Linked DNA regions of Homo sapiens: region 1 is linked to region 2. Evidence: chromatin loops called from intact Hi-C (ENCODE). Cell type or tissue: MCF 10A. All regions are shown on one strand. Links, peaks and the distances in the headings refer to the core of each region. The heading gives the core; the rest is flanking DNA.

Evidence for each region. A loop is a pair of places that touch in the nucleus more often than their neighbours do. Peaks named below come from ENCODE experiments on the same cell type or tissue, not always from the same donor. Only the 100,000 strongest peaks of a DNase experiment are listed, where the experiment ranks them.
Region 1: a loop joins it to region 2, with 11 times the contacts of the local background. A loop is called at or near these places in 4 of 110 quality-filtered maps.

Annotation. Positions count from the first base shown.
Region 1 is chr11:34,362,101-34,373,024 of GRCh38, forward strand. No RefSeq gene overlaps it. Among named protein-coding and RNA genes, the nearest start is that of ABTB2, 9.6 kb to the left of the region's middle. RefSeq lists a cis regulatory region at 9,362-9,737. In MCF 10A, for the core only: a CTCF peak has its summit at 4,591 (motif pointing right); a DNase peak (open chromatin) is centred at 4,621.
Region 2 is chr11:35,388,440-35,396,439 of GRCh38, forward strand. All of the region lies in intron 1 of SLC1A2 (solute carrier family 1 member 2), which reads right to left. Among named protein-coding and RNA genes, the nearest start is that of SLC1A2-AS2, 27 kb to the right of the region's middle. In MCF 10A, for the core only: a CTCF peak has its summit at 3,986 (motif pointing left); DNase peaks (open chromatin) are centred at 2,782 and 3,962.

The DNA of each region.
Region 1 (10,924 bases), core at 1,529-9,528, 1.0 Mb before region 2:
CTGGAGAGAGGGTCAATGCCTCTAGGCAGGACTGTCTGATAGAACTTTCTGAGATAAAGAAAAAGGTTCCATATCTGTGCTATCAAATACAGAAGCCACTAACCACTTGTGGCTGCAACTTGAAATCTAGCTATTGTGACTGAAGAACTGAGTCTTAAATTTTAATTAATTAATTATTTTTGAGATGGGGTCTCACTGTCACTCAGGCTGTAGTGCAGTGGTATGATCTTGGCTTACTGCAACCTCTGCCTCCTTAACTCAAGTGGTCCTCCCACCTCAGCCTCCTGAGTAGCTGGGACCACAGGTGCACGCCACCACGCCCAGCTAATTCCTTGTATTTTTGATAGTGACAGGATTTTGCCATGTTGCCCAGGCTGGTCTCGAACTCCTGAGCTCAAGTGATCCTCCTGCCTCAGCCTTTAATTTAATTTTAAACTTGAATAGCTATAAGTAGTTAGTGCTACCATAGTGGACAGCACGGGTCTATAGCCTTCGTGAAGATCTCAATGAGGCCAATGATCCTAAGAGGTGAGAAATAAGAATGATGGTTGTTAGAGAAGTTTTTCCAAAATGATGGCAGAACACAGTGGCCCATTGTTAGGTCACAGCGCCACAGCGCAATGTTAGGAAAGGAGATAAATGTTAGGGCCTTGGACAAAGAAAACCATTTGGAAAAGGCATATACAAAGTCTTAAATGGGATGTGAACTCAGCCCATGTGTAAGGAGTAAGACATCCTTCCATTGTCAAGACATCACAGTCCATGTTGAATTGGTGGGAGAGTACATGGTGAGGAGGTAGGTTTGTCCCTAAGGGTAGCTAAAGGCAGACAAGTCCTGGGGACATAGAACCAGCTCCTATGTATGCAAGGTCCAGGGTCTGCTGTCTGTTCAAGGCTCAGGGAAGAGGAGGCCCCTCTATTTACATAGATACATATAAATTTGTTTTTTTTTTCTTTTTTTTTTTTTTTTTTGAGATGGAGTTTCACTCTTGTTGTCCAAGCTGGAGTGCAATGGCATGATGTCAGCTCACTGCAACCTCCGCCTCCCGGGTTCAAGCGATTCTCCTGCCTCCGCCTCCCGAGTAGCTAGGATTACAGGCATGCGCCACCATGCCCAGCTAATTTTGTATTTTTAGTAGAGACAGGGTTTCTCCATGTTGGTCAGGCTGGTCTCAAACTCCCGACCTCAGGTGATCCACCCTCCTCGGCCTCCCAAAAGGCTGGGATTACAGGTGTAAGCCACTGCACCTGGCCATAAATTTGGATTTTTAAAGACAATCTAAGTCTGGGCTTGGCAGAGACAATAAGCTGCTTAGATGAGTGGGAAGGTCAGGGTGGAGAGCAGATCAAACCAGAAATGGCTCAGAACCAGACATCAAACAGTGCCTAGCCCTGGCAACTGATAAGAACACGGGTGGTAAATAGCATTCAGCAAACAGGCCCCTACCAGAGTGGCTGGTAGAAGACTCTAATTTCCAAAACCTTGGGGGAGGGGGCAAGGAAAGGCTGAGCCTGTAGGAACTGAAGGATGGTGCAGAGAGTCAAGACAGGGACTCAGTTATTGGGACTGTGGGTTTCCAGGCGGGGGTTTGGACACAAGGTTTTCAGAGCCAGGTCAGGAGTAGCAGGCAGCGTAATCACGTCCTGAATCTCTGAGGCACTTACTGGTTTGGGACTCCTTAACTTACTGGTTTGGGAACTCCTTAACTATTTGCTGACAGGTGCCAGGCTTGTCTCAGAATCTGGGATGAAGTGGGGCTTCCATAGCTCCTCCTGCAAGGGTTAGAGAGTCACTAAGCAGGGAGCACAGAGATGATTTCAAAAGCATTGCTTGCTACATCGCGGTATTATGAAAACCATCTGGGTTGTTCTTTGGACACTTAACATAATATGCCTGAGAACAGGTGATAACTTAAATGAGTCGTTTTCAAATTGCCGAGTTGAGAAATCCCTTTTTCCAGTCTTACACAGGCCTTGATATGAAATACAAAGAAGCAGAAAGCTTGATTTGGGGTTGTGGGTGGAAGGGTCTAGAGCCAATTCATGAATTTTCAGGCAGCTTCTGAGAAACTCAGTGGAAGCCCAAAACTTTGCAGAGCTACTGGAAAACCACTGACCAAAAGCCATTGTCAGTTCTTTGACTCACTATGCGGGTTGGTACATCTGGGGGAGAAATGGGTCAAACATAAGGAAGGAAATACTGTGGAATGCAAGGAAAGCTGAGAAACGTGGTAAACAGGAGTGTTATGGTTAGCAGAGCTGCTTTGAAGTTGATCAAACAGAACACTCAGTTGTTGAAAAAGAAACCAATGGTGTGGAAACTGTAAAGTCTCCTCCATCCTGTGCAACCTAGATTAGCCCATTCCTGACACAGGTATTTGTTCTGAATCTCACGACTAAAGAAAAACACAGACAATTCAAAACAAAGCCCCAAAATGGTTATAAAGAAGAAGAAAAAAATACTTCCCCAAGGTATGTTCCGCAGGATGGCTAGTCTCATGAGATGGCCTACAAAAAAAAAAAAAAAGAAAAAAGAAAAGAAAAAAAAGAATTGAATTTTGTGGTTAACTTTGGGAAATTTTGCATTCTGTTTCTCCCTCTACTATACTCATGACCTACAATATTTAAGGCTCTGTTTGTATTTCTTGTAACCCATGCTATCCTGGTCCTGGGCTTAACTGTGCAGAGAGTTTTTTTTTTTTTTTTTTCAAATACCACAGGCTATTTTAAAGTAACTGGGACTTTTTATTTAACTTGAAGAAGAGAAGACAATGACTATCTTCTGTGTCTTATGAAGACAATGACACATCTTATGTGTTCGCTCAAGTAGTTGTGATAGGGCAGGACCTTGGACCAAATCCAGATAGATATTAGGACTGGTCAGTTTCAGTATCTGACCATTGCCCAAAGCTGGAATTTGGTTCTTTTGGACACAATGCGATCCCAAAGGTAGTTCCAAACCTAGGACATTGCTTCACAGGAGAAAATCGGGGTAAGTGCTAACACTGTGAAACTCCGTCTCTACTAAAAATACAAAAAATTAGCCAGGCGTGGTGGTGGGGGCCTGTAGTCCCAGCTACTCGGGAGGCTGAAGCAGGAGAATGGCGTGAACCCGGGAGGCGGAGCTTGCAGTGAGCCGAGATCGCGCCACTGCACTCCAGACTGGGCAACAGCAGGAGAATCCGGCTCAAAAAAAAAAAAAAAAAAAAAATTGGGGTAAGTGCAGAAGTAATTGTGGCTTTTGCCATTGAAAGTAATGGCTAAACCGCAATTACTTTTGCACCAACCTAATAAAACCGTTCACAAAGCAAACAAGATAGGTTGTAGGAGGGCTTTCCAACAGGAGCTCTGCCTGTCAGGCAGTTGGCATCACAAATGTGTTAGCTGGTATCAGAGGAAGCCACTGGGAGCCTGGGAGTTTTTTTGATTGTGTGTGTGTGTGTGTGTGTGTGTGTGTGTGTGTGTGTGTTTTGATGGAGTCTCCTGCTGTCGCTCAGGTTGGAGTGCAGTGGTGTGATCTTGGCTCACTGCAACCTCCACCTCCCAGGTTCAAGCAAGTCTCCTGCTTCAGCCTCCCGATTAGCTGCGACTACAAGCGCCCGCCACCACGCCCAGCTAATCTTTGTATTTTAATAGTGACCTGGCTTCACCATGTTGGCCAGGCTGGTCTCGAACTCCTGACCTCAGGTGATCCACGCCCCCCCCACCCCCCCCCGGTTTTCCAAAGTGCTGAGATTATAGGCTTGAGCCACCCTGCCCAGCCTGGGAGCCTGGGGTTTAATGGCAAGAATTTTAGGGAAGGGGCTGGCACTTAAGACCACAGAGCTGAATTATGGGACAGAGAATCCAGGGACAACTTGATTGTGGTAGTGTTGCCATATTCCCAGACCTAGATGTTTCATATTCTAGTTATCAATTATCTGCTTAAAAAAAAAACAAAATCAACAATTGTGCTCTTCTACCCTGGTATAGAGAATCTATTTCAGCTTTTAATATTCATCTGATGGTTTTATACAAATCTCAAGTCCCAGGCACCTTTCTTGGAAATACGAATTCAGTAAGTCTGTAATGTGATCCGGAGTAAAAATATTTTAAACAAGCATTCTGGCTGGGCACAGTGGCTCATGTCTGTAATCCCAGCACTTTGGGAGGCCAAGGCCAGAGGATCACTTGAGCCCAGGAGTTCAAAACCAGCTTGTCAATATAGCAAGACTCCATCTCTACAAAAGAAAAATACAAAAATCAGGAGGGCGTGGTGTTGGGTGCTTTTAGTCCTAGCTACTTGGGAGGCTCAGGTGGGAGGATCGCTTGAGCCCAGGAATTGAAGGCTGCAGTGAGCTACGATTGTGTCTCTACACTCTGGGGTGGGACAGAATGAGACGCTGTCTCAAACAAACAAAAATTCCCGGGTGATTCTTATCAGGCAAGTTTGGGAACTAAGACATTTGTTTCTTAAACCTCAAGGCACCCCAAAACTGTTTTAAAATGCAAATTCTGTAGCCGTAGAGACTGAGTCCTCATTTGTAACCAGAGGGTCTCAGTTTGATTCAAATGCTTTGGGTCCAGGAAACTTGCAATTCAATATGCAAGTCCAGGAATTTCAGGTGTTCCCGGCAGGTGGCACTCTCAATCATTTAGCTATGAACTTGCACCTAAGAAGCCATTTTTTAAAACTCATGAGCAGGATTTAAAGTAAAAACAAACAAACAAACAAACAAACAACTTTTGAATCTCCCAAGAGGATAGATCTGGAACCACATAACTATTCCTAATGATAAATTCTTTAAAAAATCTGAAAATGTCTCTGTCTGCCCTTAAGCAAGGGTGCTTAATATTAGGAATGATTGTAGACAGCTGCAGCACAGGGATGGATGGCTGAATTGCAGATGGGACTGGAGGAAGTGGTCTTCAGAGTTCAGATAGTAGCCTTTAAAAAAATTATTTCCAGCCGGGCGAGGTGGCTCACGCCTGTAATCTCAGCACTTTGGGAGGCCAAGGTCGGTGGATTACCTGATGTCAGGAGTTCGAGACCAGCCTGGCCAACATGGTGAAATCCTGTCTCTACTAAAAATACAAAAATTTGCTGGGCATGGTGGCGTGTACCTGTAATTTCAGCTATTCAGGAGGCTGAGGCAGCAGAATCACTTGAACCTGGGAGGTGGAGGTTGCAGTGAGCCGAGATCACACCACTGCACTCCAGCCTGGGCAACAGAGTGAGACTCTGTCTCAAAAAAAAAAAAAAAAAAAAAAAAAAAAAGAATTATTTCCATAGGTTTTTGGGGAACAGGCGATGTTTGCTTATATGAGTAACTTCTTTAGTGGTGATTGCTGAGATTTTGGTGTACCCATCACCTGAGAAGTATACAAGGTGCCCAGTTTGTTGTCTTGTATCCCTCACCCCCCCCATTCCTTTCCCCCAAATCCCCAGAGTCCATTATATCATTCTTATGCCTTTGCGTCCTCATAGCTTAGCTCCCACTTATGAGTGAGAACATACAATGTTTGGTTTCCCATTCCTGAGTTACTTCACTTAGAATAATGGTCTCCAATTCCATCCAGGTTGCTGCAAATACCATTATTTTGTTCCTTTTTATGGCTGAGTAGTATTTCATGGTGTATCTATACAATTTCTTTATCCATGTGTTGATTGATGGGCATTAGGGCTGGTTGCATATTTTTGCAATTGTGAATTGTGCTGCTATAAACATGTGTGTGCAAGTATCTTTTTCATATAATGACTCCTTTTTTTCTGGGTAGATAGCCAGTAGTGGGATTGCTGGATCAAATTCCTACTGACACTGTTCTACAAATAGAGAAAGAGGGAATCCTCCCTAAATCATACAAGCCAGTATCACCCTAATACCCAAATCAGGAAAGGACATAACAAAAAAAGAAAACTACAGACCAATATCCCTGATGAAGATAGATGCAAAAATCCTTAACAAAATACTAGCTAACTGAATCCAACAGCATATTGAAAAGATAGTCCATCATTATCAAGTGTGTTTCATACCAGGGATGCAGGGATGGTTTAACATACTCAAGTCAATAAATGTGATACACCACATAAACAGAATTAAAAATAAAAATCACCTGATCATCTCAATAGATGCAGAAAAAGCATTTGACAAAATCCAGCATCTCTTTATGATTAAAACCCTCAGTAAAATTGGCACAGAAGGGACATATCTTAATTATACTAAATGTATAATTAAGTACAGCCAACATTATACTGAATGGGGAAAAGTTGAAAGCATTCCTCCTGAGAACTGGAACAAGACAAGAATGCCCACTCTTACCACTTCTATTCAACATTGTACTGGAAGTTCTAGACAGAGCAATCAGACAGGAGAAAGAAATAAAGGGCATCCAATTTAGTAAAGAGGAAGTCAAACTGTCACTGCTGATAATATGATTGTATACCTAGAAAACCCTAAAGACTCCTCCAAAAAGCTCCTAGAACTGAAAATGAATTCAGCAAAGTTTCAGGGTACAAAATTAAGGTACACAAATCAGTAGCTCTGGTATATACCAAGAGCAACCAAGATAATAATCAAATCAAGAACTCAATCCCTTTTATAATAACTGCAAAAATAAAATAAAATACTTAGGAATATACCTAACCAAGGAGTCAAAAGAACTCTTCAAGGAAAACTACAAAACACTGCTGAAAGAAATAATAAACAACACAAACAAATGGAAATACATCCCACGCTCATGGATGGATATAATCAATATTATGAAAATGACCATACTGCCAAAACAATTACAAATTCAATGCAATTTCCATCAAAATATCACCATTATTTTTCACAGAACTAGAAAAAACAATCCTAAAATTCATATGGAACTAAAAATGAGCCTGCATAGCCAAAGCAAGACAAAGCAAAAAGAACAAATCTGGAGGCATCACTTTACTTGACTTCAAACTATGCTATAAGGCCATAGTCACCAAAACAGCATTGTACTGGCTTAATAATAGGCACATAGACCAATGGAACAGAATAGAGAACCCAGAAATAAGCCCAAATACTTACAGCCAACTGATCTTTGACAAACCAAACAAAAACATAAAGTGGAGGAAAGGACACCCTATTCAACAAATGGTGCAGGGATAATTGGCAAGCCACATGTAGAAGAATAAAACTGGATTCTCATCTCTCATCTTCTACAAAAATCATCTCAAGATGGATCAAGGACTTAAATCTAAGACCTGAAATCATAAAAACTCTAGAAGATAACATTGGAAAAACCCTTATAGGCATTGGCTTAGGCAAAGACTTAATCACCAAGAACCCAAAAGCAAATGCAACAAAAACAAAGATAAATAGATGGGACTTAAACTAAAAAGCTTCTGCACAGCCAAAGAAACAATGAGCAGAGTAAATAGCCCACAGAATGGGAGAAAATCTTTGCAATCTATACTTCCAACAAAGGACTAATATCCAGAACCTTTCTACAAGGAACTCAAACAAATCAGCAATAAAACGCCAAACAATCCCATCAAAAAGTGGGCTAAGGACATGAAAAGACAATTTTCAAAAGAAGATATACAAATGACCAACAAACATGAAAAAATCTTCAACATCACTAATGATCAGGGAAATGCAAATCAAAACCACAGTGTGATACCATCTTACTCCTGCAAGAATAACCATAATAAAAAAAAAATAGATGTTGGCATGGATATGGTGTAAAGGGAACACTTTTACACTGCTGGTAGGAATGTAAACTAGTACAACCAGTGTGGAAAACAGTGTGGAGATTTCTTAAAGAACTAAAAGATAGTAGCTTTTTTAGACTTTTCAATGCATAATTAATTTAAAAACAATCAAGCCTACAAATATAGTGGAGATATGTCTTAATTCAGTAACAAAGGGTAAAAATTGAGCCCCAATTAGGACCTTTTCTTTTCTTTTCTTTTTTTTTGAGACAGAGTTTCACTCTTGTTGCCCAGGCTAGAGTGCAATGGCACAATCTTGGCTCACTGCAACCTCCGCCTCCTGGGTTCAAGTGATTCTCCTGCCTCAGCCTCCTGAGGAGCTGGGATTACAGACATGCACCACCACACCTGGCTAAGTTTTTGTATTTTTTTTTTTTTTGTAGAGATGGGTTTCTCCATGTTGGTCAGGCTGGTCTCGAACTCCTGACCTCAGGTGATCCACTCGCCTCAGCCTCCCAAAGTGCTGGGATTACAGGCGTGAGCCACTGCGCCCGGCCAGGACCTTTTCTTTAAACATTCCAAATCAAAGTAAGGAGTCAAGTCGAAATTGAAGAGGTTTAGTGGGATTAGGGGTGATCCTATTTCAACAGATGAATGCTGGAACACAGTTTTCTTTTTCTTTATTTTAGAGACAGTCTGGCTTTGTCGCCCAGGCCGGAGTGCAGTGGTGCGATCTCGTCTCACTGCAAGCTCCGCCTCCTGGGTTCAAGTGATTCTTGTGCCTCAGCCTCCCAAGTAGCTGGGATTACAAGTGTGAGGCACCACTCCCAGCTAATTTTTGTATTTTTAGTAGAGATGGGGTTTCGCCATGTTGGCCTGGCTGGTCTCGAACTCCTGGCCTCAAGTAATCTGCCCCTCATGGCTTCTCGAAGTGCTGGGATTACAGGCATGAGCCACCATGCTTTGCCTCTGTTTCCTTTTAGTGGGAACTCTCAGAAGTCATTTCCTCTCTGAAGTTTTCTGTAAGCCTCCCAGACCCCTCTGCCAACTCTTTGGTCCCATTTCTGCTGTTATCATCGCTCATCACAGTCTAATGTAACTATTGTTTACTTGTCTGTGTTTCTCCATTTGATTGTGTGCACCTTGAAAGCAGAGGCTATTTCATTTAATTTTGTATCCCTGGTTCCTACTCCGCACAGGCTCTGATTCATGGAAAATATTTAATATTTTTGTTGAATGAAAGAATGACATTTATCATGTAAAGCTAATAATTTGTTTCACGGGTGTATGTCTTTCTTTCCTACTGTTCTGTGTTTCTTGAAGACAGAAACACTCTTTCCCCACTAGAGCTTAGTACACTTTAAACCTAGAATAGATAATAAATATTTGTTGGATTAAACTCAGTTGAGTTTAACTGAATTATGCAGTACTCATTGATCAAAAATAGAAAGCTCTATTTTCTTTGTAGGGCCACACATATTTTGCTTATGAAGATTCTTGGCAAAGGATGTGTAAATACTCACAAAACACCACAATTTGGGACATTTAGAAGACTTTCTCTCTTCAAAACAAGGAAAAGTCACGATCAGGTAGTTAGCTAGAAAAAGGACAGGATTGCAGTGTGGGACATTATTTAGGCCAGCAATAAGTAAAAGTAACCTCAAACATTTAATCTACAATAAAAAATAACTTAATGAAGTAGCTCTCTCACGTACCTTATAACCCCACTATAAAGGCTGTATTTTCCAGGGAGTGAAAGAAAGAGAATCAATGTTCTTTATTCCTGGGCATTATTCGTGTGACATTCTGTAAAGTGATGACTCAGGCTATGGCTGTTTTAGCAAACATTCTGACTCTTAATGACAAGAGCAAATGCCACGTGACTCATCCCATGAGTCTGGTTATAGCCTGCTTTCTGAAATTCTTGAGAAGCAGTTGATGAAATAATACTGATGATGCAACTCTGTCTCTGCTGTCATTTGCTTTTTCAAGGTGTTGAAGAGAGGAAAACAACTGCTCCTTGTTCAGACTTAGCCTGGAAACTGGTGACTAAAGGGGTGTAGTGAAACTTTTGGGGTATAATTTTTTGTTGTTGTTGTCTATTTTTTTTTTTTTTTTTGGAAACGGAGTTTTGCTCTGTCACCTAGGCTGGAGTGCAGTGGTGCGACCTCGGCTCACTGCAGCCTCCACCTCCTGGGTTTCAGCGATTCTCTTTCCTCAGCTTCCTGGGTAGCTGGGATTACAGGCATACATCACCACGCCTGGCTAATTTTTGTATTTTTAGTAGAGATGGAGTTTCATCATGTTGGCCAGGCTGGTCTTAAACTCCTGACTTCAGTTGATCTGTCCGCCTCAGCCTCCCAAAGTGCAAGGATTACAGGCGTGAGTCACTGCGCCTGGCCTCTTGGGGTATAATTTTGAGCACCATTTTGTTTCGTTTTCTGTAATCTGATTCCAAGATTTTTTCTAAAAGTTGATAACTGGGGTCTTGGGTTAAATCTAGCAATTCTCCAGGCACGCTGCACACCAGAAGAGTTAGGCAAGCCATGTTGAAAGCATTGTACCAATATGCCCAGCACAGGGCCTGCTGCAGAAGCCCTGGTTCATTAGTGTTTGTCATTCAAGGACTCTACCACTTCATCATCTTGCTTCTCATTCTCTTTTCTTTTTTTTTTTTTTTGAGCCGGAGTCTCACTCTGTCGCCCAGGTTGGCGTGTAGTGGCGCGATCTCGGCTCACTACAATCTCTGCCTCCTGGGTTCATGCCATTCTCCTGCCTTAGCCTCCTGAGTAGCTGGGACTACAGGCGCCCGCCACCACGCCCGGCTAATTTTTTTGTATTTTTTCTTTTAGTAGAGACGGGGTTTCACCGTGTTAGCCAGGATGGTCTCGATCTCTTGACCTCGTGATCCACCCTCCTTGGCCTCCCAAAGTGCTGAGATTACAGGCTTGAGCCACTGCGTCCGCCCTCATTTTCTTTGAATAAGAATATGGCGGGGCGCGGGGGCTCACGCCTGTAATCCCAGCACTTTGGGAGGCTGAGGCAGGCGGATCACCTGAGGTTGGGAGTTCCAGACCAGCCTGACCAACATGGAGAAACCCCGTCTCTACTAAAAATACAAAGTTAACTGGGTGTGGTGGTGCATGCCTGTAATCCCAGCTACTCAGGAGGCTGAGGCAGGATAATCGCTTGAACCTGGGAGGCGGAGGTTGTGGTGAGCCGAGATCTTGCCATTGTACTCCAGCCTGGGCAACAAGAGCA
Region 2 (8,000 bases), core at 1-8,000:
ACTGGAGTACAGTGGTGTGATCACAGCTCACTGCAACCTTGACCTCCCAGGCTCAAGCCATCCTCCTGCCCCAATCTCCAAGTAGCTGGGACTACAGGTGTGTGCCTCCATGCCTGTTTAAATTTTTGTATTTTTTATAGAGACAAAGTCTCCCTATGTTGCCCAGGCTGGTCTTAAACTCTTGGACTCAAGTGATCCTCCCGCCTCGGCCTCCCAAAGTGCTGGGATTACAGGCATGAGCCACCATGCCCCACTCAGACATGTTTTTATTGAAAGATAACACCCTACCCCAGATTGTGAGCATGTAGAGCCTATGCCTCCTTCACATTTGTTTCCCAGCAGGATACACCTTCGGATGCTCAGAAAGCATGAGCAGGTGGAATTACCCTAAATGAACTAATTCAGAAGCACAAAACCAAATATCACATGTTGTCACTTATAAGTGGTAGCTAATCACTGGGTACACGTGGACATAGAGATGAAATAATAAACACCGGGGACTCCAAAAGGGGCTGGGAGTGAGGGTTGAATAATTACCTATTTGATGCGATGTTCACTATTTGGGTAACGGGTACACTAGAAGTCCAGTCCCCACCAGTATGCAATATACCCACGTAACAAACATGCACATGTACCCCTGAGTACAAAACTAATTTAATTTTTTAAAAACCTAAATATGTAGATGACCAAAAACTGAGGGAAAAAAAATATTTGTGGAAGAGTCAATAAAAGAATCAATAAGAGAATGAAGTGCTTTAAAGCAATACCTCTTTAACTTTTATTTCATATATTCAAATATTCCAAGCAAAAAAATGACTCAATGCTTAAATCACTGGGTGAATTGGCCCAGTTTCCCATTCACATGCCCAGGTAGAGAGCCCAGCAGGTGAGGAAGGAGCTCAAGGCTGAGTTCACAGAGTTCCTCATTCTCGTTCCAAAACTACTTCTCAGGTTTTTGGTCTTTTTTTTGTTTTGTTTTTAACTATTAGTATTTTCTTCTTCTTCTCCTTCTCCTTCTTCTTCTTCTTATTATTATTTTTCTTTTGGTGAGACAGAGCTTCACTCTTGTCACCCTGGCTGGAGTGCAATGGCATGATCGTGGCTCACTGCAACCTCTGCCTCCCGGGTTCAAGCGATTCTCCTGCCTCAGCCTCCGGAGTAGCTGGGATTACAGGCACGAGCCACTATGTCTGGCTAATTTTTGTATTTTTAGTAGAGACAGAGTTCACCATGTTGTCCAGGCTGGTCTTGAACTCCTGAACTCAGGTGATCCACCCATCTCAGCCTCCCAAAGTGCTGAGATTACAGGCATGAGCTACCATGCCCAGCCTCTTTTTTGTTCTTAAATTTTCTTGTAGACACCAGGTCTTGCTATATTGCCCAGGCTGGTCTCAAACTCCTGGGTTCAAGTGATCCTCCCACCTCAGCCTCCCAGAGTGTTGGATTACAAGCATGAGACACTGGGCCCAGCCAAGGTTTTGGGGTCTTAAGTATTTCACTTTTCCGGATTTCTGTTTGCTATCTGTAAAATGAGCATGCTTTAAAGCTAAGAATAGAGATAATAAAGTTTAAAGTTTGAAACTTTGATTTGTATTTTTAAATGGTCACTATGACATTTAGCAACTGGTTTAGCTGGTTTTGGATGTTTATTCGGTCAACAGCACAGCCTGTGTGAAGCACTAGCTAAACACCCCAGTTAGCCTGCTCTAAAAGACAAAAACACAAACAAAAAACCCACTTGACTTTAGCACGTACAGTAATGAGTTTCAAACATGTCTGTGTGCAATCTACAGTAAGAAATAGATGTCTTCTTTTTCTCATGATGTCTCAGCGCACACCCACACACAGGCACGTGCACACACAGGCATTCACACACCAAAGTACAAGAAACGACCCATGTCCTTCCTACATGTAGTGTACCCTGATAGTTTCTATTCTCCTCCATTTCATTTTTAAAATTTGATTTTTTTTAAGTAAGTTGCTTTCTTGACCCACTAAATTGGTTTTGGCCTGCAGTTTGAGAAGCAATATTGAGGTTACGTTTTACTGACCACTCGAAATGTGACCAGTGCAAAATGAGATGTGTCATAAGTTTAAAATACCAGCAGAGTTTGAAAATATTACCAAAAAATAAAATGTACCATCTCATTAAGGAATTTTTCATATTAGTTACATGTTGAAGCAATCATAACTTGGATATATTGAGGTAAGTAAAATCTATTCTTTTTTTTTTTTTTTTTCTTGAGATGGAGTTTCACTCTTATCACCCAGGCTGGAGTGCAATGGCACAATCTTGGCTCACTGCAACTTCCGCCTCCCTGGTTCAAGCGATTCTCCTGCCTCAGTCTCCAAAGTAGCTGGGAGTACAGGCATCAGCCCCCACACCCAGCTAATTTTTGTATTTTTAGTAGAGAAAGGGTTTCTCCATGTTGGCCAGGCTGGTCTGGAACTCCTGACCTCAAGTGATCTGCCCGCCTCGGCCTCCGATGGTGCTGAGCTTACAGGTGTGAGCCACCACGCCCGGGCATAAAATCTATTCTTAAAACTAATTTCACCTGTTTCTCTTTCCTTTTATAGTGTGGCTACAAGAAAATCTAGTATTCTATCTGTGGCCTCTGCTATATTTCTGTTGGATGGGGATGATCACGAGCAGGGTCAGTCAACCATGGTCCACAGGTCAAATCCAGCTTGCCATCTATTTTTGTAAATAAACTTTTATTGGAACACAGCCTTGCTCGCTTATTTACATACTGTCCGTGGCTGCTTTTGTGATGCAATGGCAGAGTTGACTCATTATGATACAGACTGTATGGCTCACAAAGCCTACAATATGCACTATCTGGCTCTTTGCAGAAAAACTTTGTGAACCCCTAAAAGAGCATTGGGTGCTTATAATCTGCCAGTCACAATTCTGTGAGAGTTTTATGACCCTGTTTTACCAATGAGGCTCTGGGCGATTAAGTAATTTGCCTGAGGCCACCCACCTGGGCAAGAAGTCACAGAGCTGGGATTTGAACCATTGCCAGTCTGACCACAAAGCCTGTGCTATCATCTCTACCCTGTGTGTACCTTCCCATACACCCTCCAAAACCCTTCTTACCTAGGTACAGCGCTGAATTCTACCACTGTAGCAGGGAGAACCAATCAGCCCACCTGACCGTCAACCAGTCTAGAAGGAAATGGGAACAGGTTTGGTTGGGGAAGAAGGGATCTCCTCAGGGAATTTAAAGGTTGTTAACTGCTGTTTTAGTTTTAGGACAAATTACCTGCCTTCTAACTGCCATGCAAACAAATACCGCTCAGGTGTGACCAAAATTTAAGCATCTTAAGTCTCCGCTCTCTTCAGTTAGGAATTTTCATTAAAACAGCTTGCCTTTCACTTTCAACCCTCAAACCTAAGGACTTCAAATACTAGATTTGGTAACTCTGGATATCCAAAGTCACTTTGGGGGAAAAAGGAGCGTAGGAAAGATTGCAAATATTTAGCAGGGCTATTTTTGAATCTCTTGATTTAGGCTAGAAGTCCAATGCGCTATCCATTGCACCACAGAGCCTGCTTGCAAGCAGGGCTATTTTTAAGTGAAAAAGCTAATAACAAAATAGTTTGCAGAATGATACCTTATCTTGATAAATAAATAAAAATCACCCTTATCGTCCCATTCCATGTGTTTGTGCACGTGTGTGTGTGTGTTTTGAATATTATTCTCACAGGGTATTTGGAATTCTTTTTGCTTACACATACTTTTAAGTGTTTGTACAATTAAAAAAATGCATTGCTTGCGTAAGTTTTTGTTTCCTGGTTTAAGGTGCACATTTTTGGTTTTATTTTCTAAGTACATTGCTGAGCTTTCGCTGATTTCTACATAGGAAGACACAGAGAATGTGAACTCACCCAGATACAGAGGAAAATCAGGGTCTTTCAGGACTCGGACGGGGAGGGCATCCAGCAAAAGTAGGGCTGCAGCGCCCCCATGTGTCCAGGGCGGTGGAAGTCACCAGGAGTAGGCGGAGGAAGCCGGCTTCTGACATTTGGGGGAAGGGGACCTGCCTTCTCTATTGCGAATACTATTGGGAATTCCCAGAGTCAATCAGCAGTTAAATGCTTACTGAGTTTCTTATTCATACTCCATCTTGCCAGACCAGAAATCTGAGAGAGCTGGAGCTCCCAAGGCCCACCCTTTGGCTGCCTAAATTAAGACTCCCGGGGTTCCCACACTCTTTTTCCCAATGGCAGTGGAGGGTCTTGGGAAAACTGTCTGGAGGGAATGCCCCGAGTCCTCCTCCCAGTATCTGTTCAGGCTTGGCACCCTTAGGACCTCCCCTTCTGGAAGATTCAGCAGTGCATGTGTATGCTTGGAGAGGGAGGGTGGATAAATGTGGCATGAATCTATTTGGAAGGTTTTATACATCTTGAAGTCTCAACTTTAGGTGTTTCAGGGGGGTATTAAGCACACCAGGGCTTAAATCATAGAATATTTCAAAATAGCCACCTTTTTCCAAGCACCTATATACCTATATGTTCCAGCACTGGTCAAATGACAGATGACTATCGTTACAACCGTCCAAGATAGGTGCTATCATACCTACTTTATGGTGGGAGTCTATGAGGAACCTGAAGCTCTGAGAGGCCAAGTCATTAATCCAGTAAGTATCTGGTCCTAGATTCAAACATCTCTATCCTCCTTCTTGGTGCCAGGTGTCCCATGTGAAGGTTTGGGTCAGAGTGTGGTGCTAGCAGGTGGCAGAAGCCCAAGATGCATCATCACCCAGGGTCTCGGGCTGCTGGCCTCCATGCAGCTGCCAGATGTGGCTGTATCTGTCTTCCAGAGGGCTGTCCTTAACGCCTAGCAGAGCAGCAGCCTCTCTGTAAGGATCTGTTTAATGCATGAATGGCACCGCATTTTATTGCAGCTTGAGCTGGTCCCAGGAGACTCTCCTGATTTCTAAAGCTGCCACTTTGAAGACACAGGCCAGCCCAGCTCCTGACTTCTCCCCACAGTGAATGCAGGAGGCTCTTCCCCGGTCATTTTAAAGCTAGATGGCTGCAGGTGACCCATAGCACCCATATCCCCCAGTGTGTGGCATCTGACACCCCCCTCTTCACTTCTTTCCACTGCCTATTGTCCTGAGCAGAGATGGCAAAACAATTCTAAACTGGTGTTCATTGCTAAACCTTTAATTGAATTAGGATTTGGCAACGGGCAATAGGCATTCAGACAAAATGTGAAAGGATGTTTTACAAATGTGGGAAAAAAGTCACCAACCACTTTTCCTCCCAGCTTTGAACATTTCCTTCAGTGATTTTTGTCTCCCCCCATCCCCAAAATAGCCAAATAAAAATTTATAAAAATCAATAAAGCAAGTGTCTTAATGGTGGTTTGCTCAAAATGCTCTGGTTTTAAAGAATGGGAGAGAATAGAGACTCCCTTTTATCACTCTGGGCTTCTTTCACCCTTTTCCTCTTCTTCCCTGTGGCTTTCTGCTGGTGAGAATGGCTAAAGAAGGTCCCACGGCCCTTGAAGCTCTTCTGTAACCATGATGGAGCATTCTCCAGTCCCCTCCTAAAGGAAAAAGACTGATCTGTTCAACTGAGCCCTTCCTTCCTCCCTTGGCAATTTTCAAGCTCCCTCCTTTCTATCACCTCCTTTTGCCCCAGCCCTTGAACAAACCCCAGCCCCAACCCTAGGGTCTAACTTTTTTTTTAAGTAAACTCCTCCTACCCACCCACCAGCTACAGGCAGCAGGGGAGTCCTGGTTTTCTCATGATGTTGCAGCAAAGGCCTGAGGTCCACACTCTGTCTCCCACGTGCCTTCAGCCACGTGTGGAGGGATCAAAGACACATCAAAACGGGTCTCCAAAGCCTCAACCTGCTGCTCAGTCACCACCGGGATCTGCCCCATTGCTCTGGGTGGCTGTGATGTTGGTGTCCACAGATGGGGGGACACACCAATTTGGCAGCCTGAGCCTGCTGGAGTGAAAGGCCGCTTTTCAAAAATATGGAAGTGCAAATAGCTCATTTAACTCCCCTGATGAAAAAAAAATCCCTAACTTTGGTCAAAAGAGCATGAACTTTGGCCTTTAGAAAAACGACCAAATGACCCAGCCAAAACAGGCCAAGTAGGCTGACCCCTTCTGTTTCCTAGAGAATTCACTCCATTGTACCACCTTCAGTTTCTCCTAGTCAGCTGCAAGGCCACCATCCCACCAGTTAAGGATGGGATGGAACCCCAGGTAAGCAAACCTGTAGGTCTGACCTAGTCAGTGGGAGTGGCCAGTGCCAAATGGCCTGGAGGCTTGGAGAGGCACAGTACTGGGTGCTGAGTCCCATTTCTGTTGTACTGTTAAGCCGTTGGGCACGACATGGCAGCTGAAAGATGAGGAAAGGTCAAGGCACAATAAAGACAACTGTTCTTCTGTGGCAGACAGAGAATACAGCTGCAGGTATGTTGCCTTCTAGAAAAGCATTTCTCTCCTTGGTAGGTCTGGAAGGCAAGTGTCCTCGGAGATCTGTATGCCCTGTGTGCTAAGCGTGGGTCAATGCTCAAAGGATCCCAGAGACCCCCGAGGAGAGCGTCTTCCCCACTGGTGCTCCTGGCCATGCTATCCATAGTGATTAACTCAGACTTCAGGAACACCCCCCAATGAACAACAATGGGCTCTCCCTGAGTAGGGAGGGCAGTGGGGATCCACTGTGGACAGGAGTGGGAGTTTGCCCCGTGGAGGACTGAAAGAGGAGCACTTACTCTGAGGAGGACAGACCTCAAGCCATGCACCAACACAGAGCTAATCTCTCAGGTGACTTCCTGTCAAAAGTTTAGGAGTGTTTTTTTTTTTTCTCTTAACTTCTGAGAATAGCTATTTTTAAGGTTCTCTCTCTCCCTCTCTTTTTAATCTTTGATAAAGTCATTGTATGTGTGAAGCTCTGGGGAATTAAGGGACAGGAGAGCAAAGGGAAGTGTAGCTCTTCCCACATCACCCCTCCACTAAAGACTGTCCAAGGGAGCAGCACAAAGTCAAGGGAAGGTAAGAGACCCCAAGACCCCAGCATAGCCAGCACCCGGAAGGAGAGGCCCATGGGGAGGTGACAAACACAGGTAAAGCAGGCAGCAGGCAAGTCTCCTAAAGCTTCCATACTGGGTGGGAAGAAGCAAAGCTCCGAATATACCTGAGCCACAGTCTTAGACGCTAGGTGGGCTGCTACGGACTGAATGTTTGTGTCCCTCCAAACTTCTTTTTTTTTTTTTTTTAATTATACTTTAAGTTTTAGGGTACATGTGCACATTGTGCAGGTTAGTTACATATGTATACATGTGCCGTGCTGGTGCGCTGCACCCACTAACTCGTCATCTAGCATTAGGTATATCTCCCAATGCTATCCCTCCCCCCTCCCCCCACCCCACAACAGTCCCCAGAGTGTGATATTCCCCTTCCTGTGTCCATGTGATCTCATTGTTCAATTCCCACCTATGAGTGAGAATATGCGGTGTTTGGTTTTTTGTTCTTGCGATAGATTACTGAGAATGATGATTTCCAATTTCATCCATGTCCCTACAAAGGACGTGAACTCATCATTTTTTATGGCTGCATAGTATTCCATGTTGTATATGTGCCACATTTTCTTAATCCAGTCTATCATTGTTGGACATTTGGGTTGGTTCCAAGTCTTTGCTATTGTGAATAATGCTGCAATAAACATACGTGTGCATGTGTCTTTATAGCAGCATGATTTATAGTCATTTGGGTATATACCCAGTAATGGGATGGCTGGGTCAAATGGTATTTCTAGTTCTAGATCCCTGAGGAATCGCCACACTGACTTCCACAATGGTTGAACTAGTTTACAGTCCCACCAACAGTGTAAAAGTGTTCCTGTTTCTCCACATCCTCTCCAGCACCTGTTGTTTCCTGACTTTTTAATGATTGCCATTCTAACTGGTGTGAGATGGTATCTCATAGTGGTTTTGATTTGCATTTCTCTGATGGCCAGTGATGATGAGCA